Regions from separate parts of the Homo sapiens genome. Here region 2 is linked to region 1. A link is a contact called in ENCODE Hi-C or POLR2A ChIA-PET data. All regions are on one chromosome and are shown on one strand. Each heading gives the region's core, a stretch centred on a gene start or an enhancer-like site at or near the end of the contact. The rest is flanking DNA. Distances are from core to core; before and after follow the strand shown.

Region 1 (3,858 bases), core at 489-2,988:
GGGATGTGAGCCCCCACTAATGCCTACTAGAAATGAATCCAGGCCCCTTTCTCAAATCACAATTGGAATGAGAGACTCAACCAGCTGTGTTATAACTGCACTCAGCACTAAGAGCTTTCTGTTAGCTATTAACCTGTTAACAGCCCGCAGGTGCTAGCGACCTGTCTGTGGAAGAAGGGATAAGATCTGGTCTGGTGGTCTGGCGGTGGCTTAAAAGTAGCCCCATTGAGGTGCTCTGAGAATGCCGTTTTGTTTTGAATGCTACAGCTGCGGTGTACTCAGCTTACTAACTCCTCTTGGCAGGTCACCCTCAGCTCTGATTGTTTGTCCACCATGTGTGTGTTTGCTTTCATCTGCGTTAATTGCTGCTTCATCTGTGGCATCATCGGTCACCTAATGCTTGAATGTTAGTGCCATGTCTTCATTCTTCATCCGTGTCCCTGTCTGGGCCGCAGCTGCAGCCAAGCCGCAGTGCCTGCCTTCTGGAGGTGTCTGAGGTAATATCTTCATTTGGTCACCCTTCACTGTATAACACACTTCTAAGATTTTTTGATTTGGGTTTTTGTTCGTTTTCTTTTCTGTTGTGCATTTGGTCTGCATATTTTCATTTTTGGCTTGATTATGAAACATTAGGTCTTGTCTAAATACTTGAATAAACAACAAATAGATATTTCTTCCTGTGCTAGTCCCGCAGACTTTTTGTGCATTGCTGCCCAGCTTTTAAACGCTGGAAATGGCAACAAAGTGTTTGGCACACAAGCTGCTGTTTCTAATTATAAGCTCTATAAGGTAAAGACCATCTTCACAAGGATTTGGGATATGCCTCTCTCTGTTCCTAGTACCTGTGTGAGGTACTTTCTGATGAGAATATTGCCCCACAAAAGTGATGTAAACATTATTAGAATGTGTGACGCCTGCCTTGGTGACAGCCATGCCTGATGACTGTGGCACATGTCTTAATTAATGCATTAATACTTCCATCTTCATCTTTGGCGGCAGTATTCTTTATAAAGTATGTCCAAATGATTTATAAAGTATGTCCAAATGTCCTGGTGCCTCCCTGGAGCTCTGCCCACTAAGTCTATGCTGGTGACATTGTACACTCCTGGAATCTGACTACAATGTCCTTGACTCTGAGATAAGAGGGCCCTACCTGATGGAATCCCCCTCGGGGAGAAAGTGAGATACTGTGGCTCCACGAAGAGCAGCGGGCACTCAGAAACCATTTTTCTCTTGTATATGAAAGCATTCTCCAAATGACCCCTCTCCCTCTCCTGATTCTCCCTTGACTCTTTACTACTTTTTCATTCTCTAAATCTGTGCAGCTGTACAGCATGGGCAAAGAGCGTAACTAAGGGAGGAAGAATGAAATGGATTGGACTTACGGAATGGTTGATTGCAAGTTTTCTACATGGAATATTCCAGTGACTCTTTTCCTGCAGGAAGGTTTTGAACAGTGACTCATATATCTACTACAGGCCAGCCATTTTGTTGATCACATAATACTCAAAATAAGATTTTTATCTTCTGAAATATTTTATTTAAAAGATGAAAACCTTTTCCTTCATTATTGCTATGCAGCAGGTAAAAAGGAAGTGTTAGAATCATGATTGTAATTTGTATTACTGTTTTAAAGTAATGCGTGGCTTCTTTAGGAGTGAGGCACAGCCCTTGTGCTGCTGCTGGTGTAACCTGCTTTGTTGTGGGCGTGTTGTCGTCGTTTCACTCTCATCCATTGAGGGCATAGAAGGCGCCTGTGTAGCTGGAAACGGTCCCTCAAGGAGGCGCAGTGGATTGTGCTATGCTAATAATAGATAGCTCTGCTCCGATTTTCTAGACTGGCATGAAAGCATTGCCATTCGGTTTTCATAGGAGGATCTTGTTGGAAGAAGTGCATTATTTACTATAGATTCCTAAAAGCTAAAAGTACCAAAAGCTGCAGGTGTCTGTTACATTTTTACGTCACGTTTTATGTCATTGCCACATATTTCAGTTTGTTGATTACCTGTGGTCAGAAAAAGGACCATTTTTCTCTTCTCTGTACTTTAAAGTATTTCTACATGAATGTTAGAACTTTATGTAAGTAGCTAAAATAAAACATGTTGACTAGGATGTAGTTTGATGAATTTATATCCAAATGGTGTCCTAGAAATTATTTACAGTGAACTTGGAGTTGTGTTGAAATGGACTTGAAGCCGTGAAATTTGCCTCTTACCTTTAGGCAAACACAGAATTGAAATGCTTCATATAAGGGCCCTTTGTTCTGCCTGTCGGACCAGTCCACTGTTGGGGGACTTTGTTTTAACCAGCGTTCTTAGGTCAGCATCATTCCTTTTGTTCTCTGCTTGGAAGAGGGGGAATATTTCATACCCTATATTGGCGTGTGCCCTGAAAATTAGTAATTAAATAATTTAAGTGGCTATATTAAATACAGCAAATAAGAGGCTTTGAATTCTCCAAGCGTTGTTGTATCACCAAACTGGGAAAACAGAATTGCAGGAATTTTTCAATTGCACAAAAACCAGATAGAAAAATCAGAATAAGGTGGCATGCTAACTGTAGTAAACGATGATTGAGCTGACGTTCATAACTTGCAAACCTCTAGAAATCCGCACCTTATCATTACAGTGAAAACTCAAGTTTATGGGGAAAAAGAGGGAAATATTAGGATTCTGCCTTTTCATAGAAAGGTGAAAGCATGATCAGTGCATTGATGTAATCTAATTTTCTGAAAAGGAGAGATTTGTGTGGGATTTTTATGGTGCTGGCACACGGTAGATATTTAAGAAATACTTGCTGAATGGAATCAACATTTCATTTATTATTCTTTGGCCGTACCTGATAGTAGATAATTTAGTATGTAAGGGAAATAAATCAAGCAAAGGCACTTTTGAGAGGAATAGAAAATAAAAGCTTTCTCAACCCAAATATTTTGGGAGTGTGGAATCGTCTCTCAAAGAAACATGCTTTTCTACCCCCAGCCTTCAGAGCCAGGCCCAAACAGTGGCATTTAAGGAATGGGCTTAAATGGGGAGTGCTGAACTAGTTCATGTTTCCTCATTGGGATTTTTGTCAACTAAATCAGTTTGCTCATTTGCGTTAGGACGATTGCCTCAGGTTTTGAATTTTGAGGTTTCTATCCTCTTTCTTTACATTGGACTTAAAGTCAGTAGAGGCAGCTGACTTCTTAATGGTGAGCTTCTTAATGTTTCTAAGATTCCTGAGTATGCTATTCATGCAAAAACATTTTAAGCTACATCAAAATTGCCTTTTACTATCCCTGTTCTTTGATTGTTTTTATTAAAACTCCTATTATCTGTAATTTCTCTGGTTTTGTGCCTCCAGTTTCTGGATTCTTAAGTCATTGAATGTGAATGGAAGTGCATGTGAGTTGACTTATACTGAAAACCAGATTAAAATTACCTAGAATAAAAGTTTATTAAAGTATGTAATTCCTAAAATGCTTATTGAAGACCTTAAATCTGATTGTTATTTAAATTTGTGGTTCAGCGATATTGTGTTAACCACTGATTTCAGAGTAGAAAAAATGCTTATTATTTTTAACTTTTTAAAGAAATGGGGAATGTTTTGTAACAGTACTCAAATAGCACAGAATATTTTTCAACATTAAAAACATTTGATTGAATCCTAATTTAGACAAGCCATAACTTGGGAGGATGGTAAACCATCCTCTGAAAGATTTAACTCTTTATTGGTTTGGAAGTAGTAAAGTATACCCCTAAATGCCTAGGATTAGAGAAATAATTTTATTCATTGACTCTTTATGGAAACCAAATGGTATCTAACTCTGTTCCTTCTCAGCCACCTTGAAGGTGACTATTAGTGTGGTCTTTAAGT
Region 2 (3,858 bases), core at 736-3,235, 78 kb after region 1:
GCGAGGTCTCAGTGCCCCCAGAGCTCAGCCAGGGCGAGGCAGGACGACTTCGGGGCAGGGCTCTCCTGACGTAGGGATTACAACAAAAGGGTTCATCCTGCATTTTTTGAAGGAGATGGCTAAGTAGGGTAAATCTGTGGTTAAGATCACAGACTTTGGAGTCGATTTTTTCCTCCTATTTTTGCGAGTCGGCCCCCTCTTCTCTGTCCCTGCTCCCAAGGCCCCCTCACCGCGCATACTGCCACAGCCGCTCGCAGCTCCCGTGGCCCACCTCCCTCTCCTCCAGGTTGCTGCCCCCGGGGTCTTTTTGAGCACATCAGATCATCTTGCTCAGAATACCCCGTGGCTACCGCCTCTAGGATAATGCCCAACGGCCTTGGTAGGATATTTGGTGCCACACACCCTCCAGTCTCCCCTCTAATCCCTAACCTACCTGCCTCCCCGCCCAGGGGCCCTGCTCTCTGCAGGCTCTACTGTGTCCTGGGCCCTCAGCTGAGAGACCAACCCGTCCTTCCAGGAAAATGCGAGCCTCACCAGGCAGGGTTATGCTCCCGCCCTCCTCCTTGTAATTATTACCTGACCCTCTGCCTCCTGCAACGCCAGGGCTGGAGGACAGGCTGGCCCCTATTCCTATGGGCACTGGCCAACATCCAACGCCTGGGACATAAACTGCACCCAATGGTATGTGAACTGTACTTTACAGTTTGCACGGTGTGTTCTGGTATTTGCTAAATCTTCACACATGCTCAGGTGGCAGTACGTTTTAATGATACAGGCGAGGGAACTGGGGCTCAGAAAGGTCTAGTGCCTTGCGCATGGGAGACTCAAGTGGTAGAACCGGTGGCCGGGCTCCGGGCTCTGAGCGGAAAGCCTGCAGGACTCGGAATCCTGAAGACCTGGGTTTAAACCCGCTCAGCTAGGGACTGGGTGAGGCATCGCAGGCAAGTGACTTCACCTCCCAGCGCCGGTGCCCTAGTCTTCACCGAAGACAGCAATTCCAATCTGGGACTGTGGTGAGGCTTAAATAAAACACTGCTCAGTAAGTGGCCAGCAGGCCTGGCTCGCAGCCGGAACTATAAATGTGAGTTCCCTTTCTGACCCCCAGGTTTGGCGAGGGCTCCTCCTGTTTGGGCAGCAGCTCCTCCTGAGCTCCCGAGGCCACGGGGGTGCCAACTGTGGAGCGCCCGCCGTGCCGTTTAGACGCGAGAGCTGCGTCGGGTACCAGCGATCCTTAAAGGAGCTCGGGGACCAGGGGCACAGCTTGGAGAGGACAGCGAGGGAGGTGACTGGCCTCGGGGAGGCGGGCGGTGGATGGAGAGGCATGAGAGGGGTGTTGTCAGCCGCGGCACACGCCTTCCCCAAGTGGCCGGCGCCGCCCCTTGCCACCACTTCACCTCCGCCTCTTCCCTTCCTCCCTAGCTCCTGGCAGCGTCTCTAGGGCCTCAAAAAGCAAGGAGGGTCCCCGGGCAGCGAGGCCCCATGGATCCAGCCTGCGCCTGCTCCCAAGGGCGCGCAGGTCCCGCCCCTGCCGGGCGCCCGCCCCCCGGGGAGCGCAAGCCCCCGCCCCTTCCCTCGCCCCTCCCCTGCACGGCGCCGGCTGGCTGGAGGCGGGGCATGCGCACGGGCCTGGGCGAGGGCGCTGGGCGGCGGGGAGGTGGGGCGCGCGCGTGCGGCTTCTCTCAGCCGGGAGCGGCGGGGGCGGGCACGGGCAGCAGCGGGCCGGCGGTGGGCGGGGAGCGGGACGCGGGAGCCGGGCGCGCGCCGCCAGCGCCGCCGCGGCACCGGTGACCGCGAGCCCGGAGCGCGAGGTCCGGGGATGCGAGCGGCCGGGAGCCGCCGCGCTGCTGAGCCGGGAGAACTCGATCCGCGGTGACCTCAGCGAGGGGCGAGCGCGGCGGCGGCGAGCCCCGCGGGAATCCTCGGGGCCGGGGTGCGGGGGGCGGGGACGGCGGGAGCGCGGGGCGCAGCCCGGGCGGGGCTGGGACAGTGATGAGAGAGCGCGCGGGGAGGCTGCACGCCGCCGCCGCCGCCGCCGCCGCCGTCGTCGTCCGGAGCATCTGCTGCCTGAGCTGCTGCCGGCGGACCCGGCCATGGAGACACTGAACGGCCCCGCGGGCGGAGGTGCCCCGGACGCGAAGCTGCAGCCGCCCGGCCAGCACCACCGCCACCACCACCTCCACCCGGTGGCCGAAAGGCGGCGGCTGCACCGTGCGCCCTCGCCCGCCAGACCCTTCCTCAAGGACCTGCACGCCCGGCCCGCCGCGCCCGGCCCGGCCGTCCCCTCCTCGGGCCGAGCCCCGGCTCCCGCCGCCCCGCGCTCGCCCAACCTCGCGGGCAAAGCGCCGCCCTCGCCGGGGTCCCTGGCCGCGCCCGGCCGCCTCTCTCGGCGCAGTGGCGGCGTCCCGGGCGCGAAGGACAAGCCCCCGCCGGGCGCCGGGGCCAGAGCGGCGGGCGGTGCCAAGGCTGCCCTGGGAAGCAGGAGGGCGGCGCGCGTGGCGCCCGCGGAGCCGCTGTCCCGGGCTGGGAAGCCTCCCGGAGCCGAGCCGCCGTCTGCCGCTGCCAAGGGCCGCAAAGCCAAGCGCGGCTCCCGGGCGCCACCCGCCCGCACCGTCGGCCCCCCGACCCCGGCCGCCCGGATCCCTGCCGTGACCCTCGCGGTGACCTCGGTGGCCGGGTCCCCGGCCCGCTGCTCGCGCATCAGCCACACGGACAGCAGCTCCGACCTCTCTGACTGCCCCTCCGAACCCCTGTCCGACGAGCAGCGCCTGCTCCCTGCCGCCAGCAGCGACGCCGAATCCGGCACGGGCTCCAGCGACCGTGAACCCCCACGAGGAGCGCCGACGCCGAGCCCCGCAGCCCGAGGAGCGCCGCCGGGCAGCCCCGAGCCCCCAGCGCTCCTCGCCGCGCCCCTCGCCGCGGGCGCCTGTCCCGGGGGCCGGAGCATCCCGAGCGGGGTTTCGGGGGGTTTCGCGGGGCCCGGCGTGGCGGAGGATGTCCGGGGGCGCTCGCCACCGGAGCGACCAGTCCCCGGGACCCCCAAGGAGCCCAGCCTGGGCGAGCAGTCTCGGCTCGTGCCAGCGGCGGAGGAAGAAGAGCTGCTGCGGGAGATGGAGGAGCTGCGCTCGGAGAACGACTATCTCAAGGTGAGCCGCGCCTCGGCCGCAGGTGTCCCGGGGCGCCCCCGGAGGGCCTGGCTGCGGCGGGGACCCGCCAACCCCTCCTTCCCGGGCCTGTCCAGCGCCTTCTCCCTCCTGCTCTCCACGGTCCTACCCCCGCATTGTCAGGCATTGGCAACTTAAGCCCAAACTTCTGGAAGGAGAAGCAAGACCTGTGGGACCCCGCCAGTTCGCAACCCACTTCTCTTTTCTCGCGTCTAGAACTCTTGCGTCTCTTCGCTGATACTTTTACTTTTGTTGACCTGTTGGGGCAGAGGAGGCTGTAATCGTTTTGGGGACATCAGCGGACGCCCCCATCCCCGCTCAGAACGTGCCAGCCTCACCTGTAGGAACAGGTGATCCTTCGCCAGGGAGCTCTAGCCGGGCCACGTGCGGGCGTGGCGGTTCAGGATAATGCCACTGGAGGGCCCCCGGCTACGGACCCGCTTGCCCCTTCTCCTGCAATTACGGAAAGAGCTGGGGGCTCTCAGGGTCTCCTGGGCTCCGACATCCCGGGTAGAGGGGGCCGCGCCGTTTTCGGTGAGCAAGCTGAAGCTCAGTAGAGGTCCTTGGAGTGTGGCCCGGGTTGAGGAGCAACGGTGTTGCGCGGGCCAGTCCTTTGTAAGCATCCAGGAGCCGGCTTTCTGTGTCAGGAGAGGCCACGCCAGCACTTTCTAAGGAATCGCGGCGCCTGCTGCACTCT

What was found. Hi-C counts contacts between places; a loop is a spot of excess contacts on that map. ChIA-PET counts read pairs that join two places held with the same protein, here RNA polymerase II (POLR2A). Pooled maps may share reads with other maps.
Region 2: a loop to region 1 is called in a map of gastrocnemius medialis, with 4 times the contacts of the local background. The contact joins the promoter of MTCL1 here to the enhancer-like site in region 1. A Hi-C loop is called at or near these places in 7 of 168 maps with a recorded cell type or tissue (CD8-positive, alpha-beta T cell, PC-9, Right ventricle myocardium inferior and 4 more) and 7 of 50 pooled maps. POLR2A ChIA-PET finds 5 or more read pairs at or near these places in 6 of 52 experiments (Caco-2, H1, MCF 10A and 3 more).

What each region holds. Positions count from the first base shown.
Region 1 is chr18:8,625,498-8,629,355 of GRCh38, forward strand. All of the region lies in intron 2 of RAB12 (RAB12, member RAS oncogene family), which reads left to right. Among named protein-coding and RNA genes, the nearest start is that of RAB12-AS1, 8.9 kb to the right of the region's middle. Within about 2 kb of position 1,739, at least 4 of the 41 ENCODE cell types and tissues checked have a DNase peak (open chromatin) inside an H3K27ac peak, as active enhancers do; they include dorsolateral prefrontal cortex and gastrocnemius medialis, where a contact is called at or near this core.
Region 2 is chr18:8,703,571-8,707,428 of GRCh38, forward strand. MTCL1 (microtubule crosslinking factor 1) reads left to right here and starts at 1,986. Exons shown (of 15, transcript NM_001395333.1): 1 at 1,986-3,143. The coding sequence starts at 2,091. It overlaps GACAT2 (gastric cancer associated transcript 2), which reads right to left. Exons shown (of 2, transcript NR_120598.1): 1 at 3,500-3,858. RefSeq lists silencers at 1,331-1,770, 2,151-2,210.